2 separate regions of the Homo sapiens genome follow, and region 2 is linked to region 1. Evidence: read pairs that join two places in POLR2A ChIA-PET (ENCODE). Cell type or tissue: GM12878. All regions are shown on one strand.

Region 1 (8,000 bases):
TCTTCTCGAGGAGTATCTTTGTGGCATTCTTTATATTTCCTGAATTTGAATGTTGGCCTGCCTTGCTAGATTGGGGAAGTTCTGCTGGATAATATCCTGCAGAGTGTTTTCCAACTTGGTTCCATTCTCCCCGTCACTTTCAGGTACACCAATCAGACATAGATTTGGTCTTTTCACACAGTCCCATATTTCTTGGAGGCTTTGTTTGTTTCTTTTCGCTAAACTTCTCTTCTTGCTTCATTTCATTCATTTTGTGTTCCATCGCTGATACCCCTTCTTCCAGTTGATCGCATCGGCTCCTGAGGCTTCTGCATTTGTCACGTAGTTCTTGTGCCGTGGTGTTCAGCTCCATCAGGTCCTTTAAGGACTTCTCTGCATTGGTTATTCTAGTTAGCCATTCGTCTAATTTTTTTTCAAGGTTTTTAACTTCTTTGCCATTGGTTCGATCTTCCTCCTTTAGCTCGGAGTAGTTTGATCTTCTGAAGCCTTCTTTTCTCAACTCATCAAAGTCATTCTCTGTCCAGCTTTGTTCCATTGCTGGTGAGGAGCTGTGTTCCTTTGGAGGAGGAGAGGCACTCTGATTTTTAGAGTTTCCAGTTTTTCTGCTCTGTTTTTTCCCCATCTTTGTGGTTTTATCTACCTTTGGTCTTTGATGATGGTGATGTACAGATGGGTTTTTGGTGTGGATGTCCTTTCTGTTTGTTAGTTTTCCTTCTAACCGTCAGGACCCTCAGCTGCAGGTCTGTTGGAGTTTGCTGGAGGTCCACTCCAGACCCTGTTTGCCTGGGTATCAGCAGTGGTGGCTGCAGAAAAGCGGATATTGGTGAACCGCAAATGCTGCTGCCTGATCATTCCTCTGGAAGTTTTTTCTCAGAGGAGTACCCGGCTGTGTGAGGTGTCAGTCCGCCCCTACTGGGGGGTGCCTCCCAGTTAGGCTACTTGGAGGTCAGGGACCCACTTGAGGCGGCAGTCTGCCCGTTCTCAGATCTCAAGCTGCATGCTGGGAGAACCACTACTCTCTTCAAAGCTCAGTTGGAAACGCAGAAATCACCCGTCTTCTGCGTCACTCACACTGGGAGCTGTAGACTGGAGCTGTTCCTGTTCAGCCATCTTCCATCTTTCTTAATTTCCTGTATATCATGTACCCAGTGTTCCTTCTCCTTAGCATCCTGGTGTTTTAAATTGCTATCTCCATTTTCCTATATTCTTTGTCCTTATAGAATAGTCTATTTTATTAATTATTTACAATCTAGTATAAAAGTTAGCTCTTCCAAAAGACCTCACCTGATTAACCCTTTCATATAGATCTTTTATAAACTCTAAGCTCTCAGACACCAGGACAGTTTCCTTATAAAGTGAAAAAGAGCATATGACTTCATATTAGAAATGCATTAGGATAAATGGCCTAAAAGCATAATTGCCTTAAGGCAACTTATCAGTACCCTTCAGGGTTTGTTTCTACAGCATGAAACCAACAACAGCAGAGAATAATTTTTAACAGTATATACGGACAAATATTTTTCATCCTTACATTTTTGTGTGCATAAATAGCATTTCTTGAGATCAGAGCATTTTGCACTATCCCAAGGTTTACACTATGAAGATAAAATGTACAAGTAATTCCTGCTTATTTATCATATCTTTCTGGAAATTATTTTGTGAATAAGATTTTCAAGAGTGAATCAAAGTTGCCCATTGAAAGACTACCTTACCAATAGTGAACCTGACAAAGACTCCAGCATCAAATAAATCATAGATATAACTAACAGTACTTTGAAGACATAGTAAGAAGTTTAAAGTTTTTTAACATTAAAATAATATTTTAATTTAAACAATAAAATATAATTCATGTTCTATAAAATTATTTAAAATCTCTAAATAATACTCTAATCATTAAGGATTCTAAATGACATGGAAAATGTTTCTGAAAAACTGAATCTACTCTGCTGGATATAATATATTTAACAGTTATGTTTCAAGAAATTTGGCGGGTGGCTCCCATGCAGGGACAATGGCTAAGCCTTGGGCCTGGCAACACATTCCCTCCATGCTAAATAGCAAAAGGCCCTTAATTTGAACTCTGTTATGAGATCTATAATCTGTAGGTCAGATGGTGAAATGCAAAGATGAAAAGGCAAATGTTGTTCTTTCCAAATAGAAAAGAATACAGACTTTCCTATTTCCACCTGGGTGTACATTCTACCTTGTAGCTGTGCAAATGTAAGTAAGCTCTTTAAACTCTAAACTCTTGTCTCCATAGCTGCAAATTGAAAACAATTATACTTAATAATAACTAAATGAATATCAAAAATTAAATGAAATAAAGTGCATAATGTGCTTAGCAAGTATCAAGTATATGTAGTAAATATTCAGTAAAATCACTATTATGATATCATTATCATTATCATCACATAGGGTACACTCGCCCACTGACACAGTGTAGATTACCTAATACATGTAGTCCATTCCTACCTCACACCTAGAAGAACAATTAAGTGCTCTCCTCAATACTAGGGATATGATCTAATAGACTCACACTGGTCTCAAGAGACAAAGGGCCTGATGAGCTAACAGCAGAAGGAATGCTGACTCTCATAAATTTTGACAGATATTTTTCATATGAATTGACAGAAAACCTCCTTTAGTTACTGAGGAGTAATTTAAGCTATGTATCACTGGCCAACCACTATAATTAAAGTTAGATATCCTGAGTAAGATTTTTTTATGGCCTAATGATCAATTAATTATTTCTGCATGGGAAATTTTCCAAACTACGATAGTCTCAAAGATGCTCTAAGGGTTTAAACTATGAGGATTCAGTCTTTAATTTGTTCAAGTGTTGGAGCCAACACAAAAATGAGTCTAGTTTTAGGAATGTTTTACTTTGCCTACGGTTGGAACTATAGACTGCTATCTCTTCAATACAGAGTCTTACACTCCTTTATTTTAATAAAAGTATGAGAACTTTATCCTGTACTTGGTAAATATTTAAGACCTATGAATCTTCCCACCATCACTAACATAGAATAACAATACTGAAAGATTTGCCAGAAATTACCCAGGGTACCTCTCTGCTGCATCCTGAGAGGCCCGTGTAGAGCATGGCCTGCTGCATGCATGGTACAATTCTGCCGCTCTCTTGTTCCTCTGTGTTTATCCAATCAATCCAGACTATATTGTCTAGGCCTTCCTAGACAATAAAAGAATCACTTTTTAAAAATTGTGCTTTTGTTTAATGACGTATCCTATATTGAAAAATGCTATAAAAATGTTGTAAGAAAATCTTGTTGCATACTGTTTCATTCTGTCTCCCTTGCAACAACTATGGGGGAACTTCCTTTAGACTTCAAGGCCACGGCCTCCCCTCGAGCTGGTATATGTTATCATATGGACAATTTGAATCTTGCAACTTGTCCTGATTCCCTCTTGGTTTTGGCTCATTAGGAAATTCAAAATTGATGTGGTGTCCCACCTTCAGACACTGTGAGAATTTTATAGCACATATCTCTAGTTCTCTCTCTTATAGCCCCATTTTATTATTCTTCCTTATTTTCCTTTCACCTTGTCTTTTATATTTTTTCAGTCATTATGGCTTATGCAGTATACTTGTGCTTGTCTCTTTAGAACTTAGGAGAGGTATTTGTAAGAGTGTCATGATGTCTTTAAAAAAAGAAAAAAAGGCTCTCCAGGGAAATGTTTCCCAGATTCTCAAATGTATTTGCCAATGAACCTCCTCTAACAGTACAGAACCATTGACCCCAATTCCTGCACCAATTCTTACCAAGCTAAACATATCACTGGTCTACCTGGATTTACATTGCGAATGAGTGCTAGGTTCTCTTATGGTATGTACAGCTTGTAAGCTTTTTCTTCATCATCATTTTTACCACCAAGCCCTTGCCACTCCTATCAGGCTACCGCTGGGTGGCATTCTGCCTTGAATGGACAGATCATCTAAATAAAAAAACGTCATTACCTATCTTATTTCAACCACCTGAATATTTTCTGTTGCTTGGCTAGTACCAGCCAGATTTCAAGTAGCTATCAGGATGTTACCATAGATAACACAATACACACCTGGTCTTGCTGCACACATTACGCATTGTGCATTGAACTACCCTGTGCCTTGTGACAAATGGCTTGTAAAGGCCAATTAATTTTCTCAGCACCTATCTTATCTGGTTCCTGCTTTATCCTTCTACACAGGAATCAAATCCCCGCACAACTGGCACTAAAAACCTCTACCACCACCAAAATTCAGAAACATGAAATTGACCACCCAAGCGCTCCATTCAGAGATTATAACTGACATTTTAAAAACAGCCTATAGTTCCCTTATGTCAACACTAGATAGAGATTGGATTCCTGGACTGAATACAAAGATGACCTTTGTTAGAAAACTGAAAACAAAATGTAAAAAGCAACGAAGCAGAAGTGGATTGCTCCTATATATTCATATCTATGAAATGTATCCATATTTTCATATACGGTATAAATACATAGTTATAATTTTAAGGGCCCATCCTAATGTCAACAGTAAAGAGAAAGAATAGTAAGTTCATAATATTTCTTTTATTGTGTTTCCAAAGCTGTTGAGTAAGTTATAATGCCATAATTCTGGCAGAATTGTCTATTTTATATAAAATTTTTAAGATTTCCCCACAAAGAGCCAGGTTCATACAACATATTAATGTAATAAAAATGTCTCCTAGAAATAGGAGTGCTTTTTAAAGATACTACTAATCCACAAAAATTACTCAACATTTCATTTTCAGCCATAAAACATATTTACACATACTTATACAATACTAACTATGGAATTTAACCCAACAGTTTCCAATTACTTACATTAAGAGACACAAGAAATCACTACAAACTAAAACTAGCCCAATCCTTGAAGATAATTCTTAAAGTGTGGTCTACAGACCACCTGTTTCAGAGCTACCTAGGAAGTCTGCTTAGAGTGCAAATTCATGGGACATAGTCAGACTTCTAGAATTAGAATTTCTGGGGTTGGAACCCTGGAATCTGATTTCTTTTTAAGTAAGTTCCCTTGATTCTTGAGTGCAGTAAAGTTGAAGAATCACAGCACATGGAGAAGGCAAGTGAAATAAAAAAGTCAGACTTGTAGTGAGAGTCCTTGTAACAGGCACTGCATAGCACACAAGGAGTGCAACAAGTTACTGTAGTCCACATAGGCAGCTGGCAAAATGAGGTAGGGTATCCACAACTGCATCAATGCAACTGGGTTTGAAGCTTCACTACATGCTAGCTATGTGAATTACAAGGTTTTTCTTTTAACTCAATGACTTCTGCATTTGTAAAACAAGAATAATAATCTAACTTAGGTGTGGTTGTAAGGATTAAACAATTTAACACACATAAAGCACTTAGAGCAGTGATCTGGGAGAATATCACATAGGAAAGAATCATTCTAAAATGACTATGTCATTACCTATCAATACTACACTGCTAGAGGTAAGTAACCATAATTATCCATATTCTGGGCTATTAAAGCAAAACTGTGAGATGAAGTTCATCTTCGTATCGTCCCCTTCCTTTTGGATATCTTCCATTCTTAGTATAAAGATCTGCCCTTCCTAACCTATACACTGTGTTTGTTCTCACCCGCCCACAATGGTGGTTGTTACAATTTTACCCCACTGGAAATCATCTGTTGTATATTACATCATCTTATGACTTTGTGTTTCAATAATGGAGCTAAAATGATGTACTACGTTTTTAGAGGGACCGTTGCCAGGTATACATATCTAACGGATGTTTGAGGAGACTAATCCTTTCCCCCATAGTTTTCTAATGAACTAAAGAGTGTAATGGTGAAAAGTAAAGGAAGGTGAAAAAGATATTTCAGAGTAAGCATATCTCTTAGCAACCATCCACGAACCAGGCATTTCATACCTGCAAATAAAACCTTGCAAAGAACAGTACACCAAGAGAAAAGCTACTTATACCAGATTAATTTTACCATGAAGAGTTTATCTTTTATCAGCTTTCCCACTCTCATTCAACTCAGGGATTAGGCATACTTTTCCTTTCCTCCTGAATTTCACTCCTTCACTCTGAGTACATGATATTAAGAGTTACCAAGTAACATATATTTCACCTTTCCTGCTCTGCAACCTTAGAAGCTACCTGTGCTGCTCCCAGCTATTCCTCTTTTCCTTGAACCTCAGGGTAAAACATCTTCCTCCTTTTGAAAGTTGTTTCCACTTAGACTCTGAGTCCGATGTATTTTGATCTAACTTGGAGCTTTTTAAATTTAATTCCTTCTCTCTCTTCCTTGTCTTCAGATGACTCCTTCCCCTTATGCTATGTTCAATCTTAAAAATTCCCTTGATTTTTCAACGATTCATACCTTCTTTCCCACAGCTTTCCTTACCGTCTATCAGATTTTCAAATTCCCAACATCCTGTTTTTGCTTTTATCATTCTACACACACACACACACACACACACACACACACACACACACACACAAACCCCATGACACTTAAACTTGATTGGCAATGGCCACCACTGACTTTCACATTGCCAAACCCAACTGACTGAAAATTCCAGCATTTGACACTGTTCACTAGTGTTTCCTTCTAAAAACATTGTTCTCCCTTGACTTCTCTAACATCATCCAAAAATAAAGATATTTATTTCCCATCTCTTTTACTAGATCTTTTGACTCTGCTCATCCTTAAAATGTTTGTGCCCACCTGTCTTTTCACCTTACAATTCTTCCTTAATGTTTAAATTTAGTCTCATAAATTTACATCTATAAATGTATGACTCTCAAATCAGCACCTCTAGCATCAGTACTTCTGAACTCCACAACCAAATATCTAGTAACCTACTGTAATTTCTACCTTGATATCTTTTGTCCTGTGGGTCATATCTTGATAAAAGAAATTATCTATGTAATCACTCATGCCAGAAATCGGGGAATTATTTTTGAACCCTCATAATTCATCACTTCCCATGTCTCATCAGAGCACTAGGTCTCATCAGTACAAAGCCTGTACACTAGGTCTTGTCAGTACAAAGCCAGTACACTAGGTTTTGTCAGTACAAAGTCAGTATAAAGCACTCTCTACTTTATTGCCTTCCCGCCATCTGCGTGTGCTACCACTGCCTTCATAGGAAGCACATTGTCTCTTCACTTAGGACAGACAAGTTAAAAAAAATTTAAGGTAGCATGATAACTTTCATACAACTATAAAATAAACATGTGTCATAGATTTTATTTAACTAATTAATGAATGAGGGAGCAAGTAAGATGTTACAATGAGTTCAAAGGAGAAGTTAAAGTACCACACTTACATAGGTTGATAAGGGATGCTGAGAAGAATTTACCAATATATTCAAGCCTGGCTTTTTCCACAGTAGGGAGGAAAATTAATTTTCCATTCTCCAGACAATTCATTTGCACATCTATGGACAAGAGTCATTTGCATCGACATGATCTGCAATTTACAGAATTTTAAATAGCTGAAAGACAATGAAAGATGCAAAATCCATAGAATCAAATAACTCAGAAGGGTGTGCTCTGTCCTTTAGACAACATATATTTCGATTGAAGACACCTAGTACAGTTTTTTGTCTACTTCAAAGTCACAACTTTTTCTGAAAGACTTTCTCATCGTTTGTAAAACTAAAGTCTAATAAAATCTCTCCCCCGTCTCCCTACCAACACAAAATATCTAGCCTAGCTCTAACTGGCCATTCTGATCTCCTGTCTCACCACCCCACCCCACCCCACTTCACCCCCACTTTATATCAGTTAGAGAAATAACAAAATGCTCATTCTTTCCCTAATACACTTTGCTGTTTTATACTCATTTTATTTCACATGCCAGATTTTTCCTGGAATGTACTTTTGTCCAACTAATAAAGCCTCATTATTGTATCTTTTATGAATTTTTTTATTTTTAATTTTTATGGGTATATAGTATGTGTATATATTTGTGGAGTGCATGAGATGCTTTGATACAG
Region 2 (8,000 bases), 670 kb after region 1:
TCCTCTCCTTTCCTTTCTTTCTTTCTCTTTTTTTTTTTTTTGACGGAGTTTTGCTCTTGTTACCCAGGCTGGAGTGGAATGGCATGACCTTGGCTCACTGCAACCTCCGCCTCCTGGATTCAAGCGATTCTCTTGCCTCACCCTCCCGAGTAGCTGGGATTACAGGCGTCCATCACCACGCCTGGCTAATTTTTGTATTTTTAGTAGACACGGGGTTTCACCATGTTGGCCAGCTGGTCTCCAACTCCTGACCTCAGGTGATCTGCCGGCCTCAGCCTCCCAAAGTGCTGGGATTTCAGGCGTGAGCTACTATGCCCAGCCCAGGAGTTTCTTTAAGTTAGTAGTTTTCAGACTGCAGTGTGCATAAGAATCCCTAAAACCTGTTAAAAATACAGGATATTTTTAAATAGTAAAATGATTTTTAAAAGTTGTTACTGTTTTCAGTTTTTTAAAGTTTTGTTTGGAAATAACTTTAGATTGCCAGAAAAATTGCAAAAATAGAAGTCTTCGTTTGGTCCTCTCCCGTCTTCCCCTAATGTTAACGTATCATATAACCATAATAAAATTATCAAAGCCAGAAAATTAGCATTGCTATACCAGTAACTAATCTGCAGATCTTGTCTGAATTTTGCCAGTTTTCCCACTGATGTACTTTTCTGCTCCAGGGTTCAGTCTGTGATCTCACATTGTGTTGTCATGGCTTCTTAGTCCCTTCTAATCTGTGATGGTTCCTCTTTTTTCTTTTTTTTTTTTTTTTGAGACGAAGTCTCGCACTGTTGCCCGGGCTGGAGTGCAATGGCATGATCTCGGCTCACTGCAACCTCCACCTCCCAGGTTCAAGCTATTCTCCTGCCTCAGCCTCCTGAGTAGCTGGGATTACAGTCACCCGCCACCATGCCCGGCTAATTTTTTGTATTTTTAGTAGAGACAAGGTTTCACTATGTTGGCCAGGCTGGTCTCGAGCTCCTGACCTCGTGATCCACCCGCCCCGGCCTCCCAAAGTGCTGGGATTACAGGTGTGAGCCACTGTGCCCGGCCGCTTCCTCTTTTTTCTTGTTTTCCATGACCTTGATGCTTTTGAAGTGTAGGTGCCAGATATTTTGTAGAATATCCCTCAATTTGGGTAAGTCTGATGTTTTCTCATGATGTGGTGACGTTATGCATTTGCTAACAATAATCCAGAAGTGATGCTGTACCTTTCTCAGCATATCCTATCAGGGAATAGATGATGTTGCTTTGCCTTTTTTACTTGTGTTGTAATCTTGACTTAGTTAAGATGATGTCTTCTTGGTTTCTTCATTGTAAAATTACTGTTATTCCCTTTGTAATTAATAACTGTCTTGTGGGGGAAATACTTTGAGACTATGTAAATAATCCTGTTTTAGCATCCAGTGGTGGTTCTTGGCTTGCAACAATTATTGTTGTGGTATTTGCCTAATCATTCTTTCTCTCTTTTATATGCATTAATTTGAATTCTTCTGCAATAAAGATTTTTTTTCCTTCTGTGGGCCACAGTCCAATACTATTTTATCAATTTTATTAAGATTGTTCCAGCTTTGTCTGTTAGGAGCTCCTTCAAGCTCCTGTGTCCTTTAGACATGCACTTTTTTTTTTTTTTTTTAAACAGGGTCTCACTGAGTCCTCCAGGCTGGAGGGCAGTGCACAATAATACTCACTGCAGCTAAATTTCCCAGGCTCAGGTGGTTCTCCCACGTCAGCCTCCTGAGGAGCTGGGACTACAGGTGCCTGCCACCACACCCAGCAAATTTTTGTATCTTTTGTAGAGACAGGGTCTCCCATTGTTGCCCAGGCTGGTCTAGAACTACTGGTCTCAAACTCCTGGGCTCAAGTGATCCACCTGTCTCAGCCTCTCAAAGTGCTGGGATTATTGGCATGAGCCACCATACCTTGCCACTCTTTCTTTTGATGCTTCTGTAACTTTCTGACATCATAAGATACATTATGCTCCTTTAGTATTTTTTCGGCCCAGCCATGGAATCAACAGTATGTCTGGGAAATTCTGGTTTCCTTTATTGAAGAATGGTAAAAATGCAGATTTTGAGACCTGTCCTATAATATTCTGATTTTAGTAGCTCTGAACGGTCTTCCATATTGAGTAAGGATTTTTTTTTTTTTTTTTTTTTGAGACAGAGTCTCGCTTTGTCACCCAGGCTGGAGTGCAGTGGCGCGATCTCGGCTCACTGCAACCTCTGCCTCCCGGGTTCAAGCCATTCTCCTGCCTCAGCCTCCTAAGCAGCTGGGATTACAGGTGCCCACCACCATGCTCAGCTAATTTTTGTATTTTTAGTGGAGACGGGGTTTCACCATGTTGGTCAGGCTGGTCTCGAACCCCTGACCTCGTGATCTACCCACCTCAGCCTCCCAAAGTGCTGGGATTACAGGCGTGAGCCACCACGCCCGGCTTGAGTAAGGATTTTATTGGATACATTCTGTGGCAGCCTTTTAAAACTTTTTTTTTTTATTTTTATGGGTACATAGTAGGTATATATATTTATGGTATATATGAGATATTTTGATACAGGCATGCAGTGCATAATAATCACATCAGGCTAATGGGGTATCCATCACCTTAAGCATTTATTCTTTTTGTTACAATCCAGTTATACTCTTTTAGTTATTTTAAAATGTAAACTTATTACTGACTATAGTCACCCTATTATGCTATCAAATATTAGATCTTATTTATTCTATTTTTTTGTACCCATTAATGTAGTGTCCCCTCCACCCCCCTCGCCCACTACCCTTCCCAGCCTCTGTAATCATCCTTCTACTCTCTATCTCTATGAGTTCAATTACTTTAATTTTTAGCTCCCACTAAAAAGTTAGAACGTGTGAAGTTTGTCAGCAAGTTCCTCCAGGCCCCGGGCAAGTCCAGAGATGCCATCTAGGAGCCAGAAACTAGAGTCAGAAACCTTAGAAATCTACCTTGTGCTCTATACTACTGCAGCTAAGCTTGCACTCAAAGCACAAGATGAAGTCCTTCTCACTCTTTCTTTCCACAGGCAGAGGAGCCTCTCCCCATGGTCACCACTACCATAGGCCCATGAGGTGTACTGCCAGTCTACTGCTGATTTTCATTTAAGGCCCAAGGACTCTTCAGTCAGCTTGTGCTGAATGCTGCCAGGCCTGGGACTCACCCTTCAGAGAAGTGGGTTCCCCTCTGGCCTGGGACAGTTTCAGAAATGCTGTTCAAGAGTCAAGGCCTGGAATCAGGTCCCCAAGAGCCCATTTGTTGCCCTTCCCCACTGTGGCTGAGCTGGTACCTGAGGTGTAAGACAAAGTCTCCTTTACTTCTGCTTTTCTCAAGCAGAAGTTTCTCATCATAGCCATCATTGCTAGAGATGTGCTGGGTTTCACTGGAAGCCAGCATGTCTAAGAGTCTCACCCAAGGCCCATGACATATTACCTGGGTATTGCTGATGGTTATTTAGGGCCCAAGGGCTCTTTAGTCAGCAGGTAATGAATCTTGCCAGGACTGTGTTCTTCCCTTCAAGGTAGCGGGTTTCCTTCTGGCCCAGGGTACGTCTAGAAAAGTTGTCAGGGAGCTAGGGTCAGGAACGGAGACCTCATGACTCTGCCCTGTCCTGTTGTGGCTGAGCTGATATCCAGGATGCAAGACAAAGTCCTCTTTACTCTTCCCTCTTTTTTCCTCAAGCAGAAGGAAGGAGTCACTTTCGTTTATGTGAGCTGCCCAGACTGGGGTTGAATGAAGGGTGGTGCAATCACTCCTTTAACTGTCCCACCTGGTGTCTCACTAGGTCACGTGCCCCCCATGTTCATCGTCTCCAGAGCATTTGCAGGAACTTAAGTTCCAACCACTAGGATGGGGAATTCCCTTCTAGCTAGGGCTGGTCTAAATTCTCCTTCTGTGGTGGCATTGACTGAGTTCCACCTGGTTTTGCTTTTCACTGTGACAGAGCAACACTTAGTTCAATGCACAGTCTCCCAGAAACTGCACTCTCCTTCCCCCAGGTTCTTAGATTCTTTCTCCACACCACAGGGCCTCTGGGGGATGAGGGAGGGGTGGTGTCCATGATTCAAGATTGTGTTTCCTGGCTGAGCGTGGTGGCTCACACCTGTAATCCCAGCACTTTGGGAGGCCAAGGCAGGCGGATCAGGAGGTCAGGAGATCGAGACCACACTGGCTAACACAGTGAAACCCCGTCTCTACTAAAAAATACAAAAAAATGGCCGGGCGCGGTGGCTCACGCCTGTAATCCCAGCACTTTGGGAGGCCGAGGCGGGCGGATCACGAGGTCAGGAGATCGAGACCATCCCGGCTAAAACGGTGAAACCCCGTCTCTACTAAAAATACAAAAAATTAGCCGGGCGTAGTGGCGGGCGCCTGTAGTCCCAGCTACTTGGGAGGCTGAGGCAGGAGAATGGCGTGAACCCGGGAGGCGGAGCTTGCAGTGAGCCGAGATCCCGCCACTGCACTCCAGCCTGGGCCACAGAGCGAGACTCCGTCTCAAAAAAAAAAAAAGAAAAAAAAAATACAAAATATTAGCCGGGCGTGGTGGTGGGCACCTGTAGTCCCAGCTACTCGGGAGGCTGAGGCAGGAGAATGGCGTGAACCCGGGAGGCAGAGCTTGCAGTGAGCCGAGATCATGGCATGGCACTCCAGCCTGGGTGACAGAGTGAGACTCCGTCTGAAAAAAAAAAAAAAAAAAAGGATTGTGTTTCCTACCTCAAAGTGCCTCTTTTAGCAATATGAAGTGAATACCAGGTACTGTGATTGCTCACTTGATTTTTGGTTCTTATGAAGGTGCTTTTTTTGTGTAGATAGTTGTCAAATTTGATGTTCTGTGTGGGCGATTATCTGTATTTCCATCTTGCTCCATGCTTCCAATGATAGCTTTTAACTCTTGCAAGCTGCAAGACTTTTTTCTTCTATCCTTTTTTTTGATGAGCTTAGAAATTCTATCCTATCTCTGGTTTTCTCCCTGACCTCGTTTAAACATTCATGTTTTTCAGTCAGCTTAAAAATGTCATCCCCCTTTGGGAGGCCGAGGCGGGTGGATCACGAAGTCAGGATATCGAAACCATCCTGGCCAACATGGTGAAACCCCGTCTCTACTAAAAAAAATACAAAAAATTAGCCGGGCATGGTGGTGGGCACCTGTAGTCCCAGCTACTCGGGAGGCTGAGGCGCAAGAATGGCGTGAACCTGGGAGGCGGAGCTTGCAGTGAGCCGAGATCGCGCCACTGCATTCCAGCCTGGGCGACAGAGCAAGACTCTGTCTCAAAAAAAAAAAAAAAAAAAAAAAAAAGTCATCCCTTCAGAAAGGTCTATTCTAACTAAGCTATCTTGTCAGTGTTCCTTATTTTGTTATTTTCTTCTTAACATTTGTGATAATTGGTCATTCTTTTGCGTATTGATTATTTTGGTCTTTCAGCGCCAGTAAAATATCAGCTACATGAATGTAGGGATTATGCCGATTTTGGTCGTTTCTCTGTCATTAACTCAATACCTGGCATGTGGGAGTTACTCATGTATTTCTTTCATGAATGAACTATTAAAAGCAATAAGCTTAATTTTATAAAATGGTCACAAATGTATTCTAGATTTTGAATACGTATAGGCCGCCAGTGATTATGGTGTGCCGTATTGGGCACTGCGCCAGGTATTGGGAATACCAAGATATGATTCTTGCCCCAGGCTGTTCCCCGCCCCCCCCAAAACCAAGCCCTCAAAGCTTTCTTTTTTTCTTTTCTTTTTCTTTCTTTCTTTTTTTTTTGGAGACAGGGTCTTGCCCTGTCACCCAGGCTGGAATACAGTCGCAACTGTAGTTCACTCACTGCAGCCTAGAACTCCTGTGTTCAAGTGATACTTCAGCAGGTGCTTGCCACTTCGCCAGCAATTGTCATTTTTTTTGTAGATATGGGGTCTCACTATGTTGCCCAGGGTGGTTTCAAATTCCTGGCTTCAAGCAGTCTTCCCAACTTGGCCTCCCACAGCCCTGGGATTACACCCTTAGGCGTGAGCTGCTGCCCGGCCTAAACCCACAAGGCTTTCTATTTTTGTTTGGACACCATGGCTCACACCTTTAATCCCAGCACTTTAGGAGGCCAAGGTGGGCGGATCACAGAAGTCAGGAGTTAGAGACCAGTTAGGCCAACATGGTGAAACCCCATCTGTACCCAAAATACAAAAATTAGCTGGGCATGGTGACATATGCCTGTAGTCCCAGCTATTCAAGAGGCTGAGGCAGGAGAATCGCTTGAACCCGGGAGTCAGAGGTTGCAATAACCTGAGATAGATTGTGCCATTGCACTGCAGCCTGGGCGACAGAGGGAGGTTCCAAACCGCCCCCCCCCCAAAAAAAAAGCCGGGCGTGATGCCTCACACCTGTAATCCCAGCACTTTGGGAGGCCAAGGTGGGCGAATCATGAGGTCAGGAGTTCGAGACCAGCCTGGCCAACATGGTGAAACCTCATCTCTACTGAAAATACAAAAAATTAGCTGGGTGTAGTGGCAGGCGCCTGTAATCCCAGCTACTGGGGAGGCTGAGGCAGGAGAATCGTTTGAACCTGGGAGGCGGAGGTTGCAGTTAGCCGATATCGTGCCACTGTGCTCCAGCCCGGGTGACAGAACGAGGCACCGTCTCAAAAACACACACACACACACACACACACACACACACACAAAACAACTTTTAATTTTTACATACTCTCAGGATCCTCTCTTTTTTTTTTCTTTTTAATTGTTAATCGCACTGTCAGTACCATAGTCTCCTGCTACAGAATACAACAGATTATATGTTTTTTCTCCAGTTTCCTAATTTTACAATGAAGTCTCTTTATAAGCTTTGGGTACATGAAATTTAGTCCTGGAAATATATTCACATCATATATGTTGATTTAAATGGAAAATATTCTACTAATTTATCAATAATTGATTGAGTATTGCTAATCTGAAATTTTTGTCTGAGTCTTTATAAAGACTCTATTTGTAAAGTACCAAACTACATTTGAGGAACTTTTTGGACATTTACAAATATTCTTATTTCTCGGATGCTTGGCTTGAAGGTCTGTGTGGGGAAAAGATGTTTCGGAAGCACTTTTCACCTGTTGTGCTACTTCTGATGTACTTTTTTTATAGGCTTATCTTCTTTCTTTTTTGTTACTTAATGATATAAATTTCTGGTGCTTCTTTCAAAATTTTACTGCTATTTTATTTCTGTTAGTGACTTAAACTAAAAAATTTTAACATGTAGTTTATAATCATACTTAATTGATTTCATATAGGCTGTGCAACAAGTTATTACTAACCTGCTAATTGGGCAGATAGAGCTTCGTTCTGAAGATTCTCCAGATATTTTGACATATTCTCATGAAAGAAAAGTTGAAAAGCTTATTGTTCCGCTTGGTGAAGAACTTGCAGCCATCCAAAAGACCTATATCCAGGTAAACCATTTTTATGACATTTAGGGATTTCATAAATAAACTGGTAATTGAATTATTTCAGCTAACAGGATTTGGATGTGATAATATAGTTATCTTATTTTTATATAATTGATATGTTGAAAAAATTCTTTGAAGTTAAAATTTTTGGAATGAGCACTGTGTTTTGTATGTACTAGCAAACTGTTATTGAAAGGGAAAATACAAAAGATGGGCCATTTGTAAAGCAAATAATAGCCTTACATGGTTTTGTATTTTTTTAAGTAAACCTTATAACTGGAATATAGAACATGCACACACACACACACACACACACAAACAGCAAAAGTAGACAAAGCATAAGTGTATTGCTCAGTGAATTTTCACAAATTGCACACACCCGTAACATGAACACGTACTGAGATTCAGCCAGAAGTTTCTTTGTTTTCTTTTTGTTGTTTTTTGTTCAGCTCACTGCAGCTTCCACCTCCCTGGTTCAAGCAGTTCTCCTTAGCCTCCCAAGTAGCTGGGATTACAGGCACATGCTACCACATCTGGCTAATTTTTATATTTTTGAATAGAGACGAGGTTTCACC

Evidence for each region. ChIA-PET counts read pairs that join two places held together with the same protein. Peaks named below come from ENCODE experiments on the same cell type or tissue, not always from the same donor. Only the 100,000 strongest peaks of a DNase experiment are listed, where the experiment ranks them.
Region 2: POLR2A ChIA-PET joins it to region 1 with 6 read pairs; 2 of 35 experiments call an interaction of 5 or more read pairs at or near these places.

What each region holds. Positions count from the first base shown.
Region 1 is chr14:44,475,662-44,483,661 of GRCh38, forward strand. LINC02277 (long intergenic non-protein coding RNA 2277) reads right to left here and starts at 6,225. Exons shown (of 3, transcript XR_001750743.3): 1 at 5,456-6,225; 2 at 3,068-3,190. In GM12878, no CTCF peak of the experiment used is centred here; no DNase peak of the experiment used is centred here.
Region 2 is chr14:45,141,568-45,149,567 of GRCh38, forward strand. FANCM (FA complementation group M) reads left to right here. Exons shown (of 23, transcript NM_020937.4): 4 at 7,270-7,428. Among named protein-coding and RNA genes, the nearest start is that of FANCM, 9.6 kb to the left of the region's middle. RefSeq lists enhancers at 3,287-3,346, 3,437-3,546. In GM12878, no CTCF peak of the experiment used is centred here; a DNase peak (open chromatin) is centred at 3,283; H3K27ac peaks cover 1,208 bases.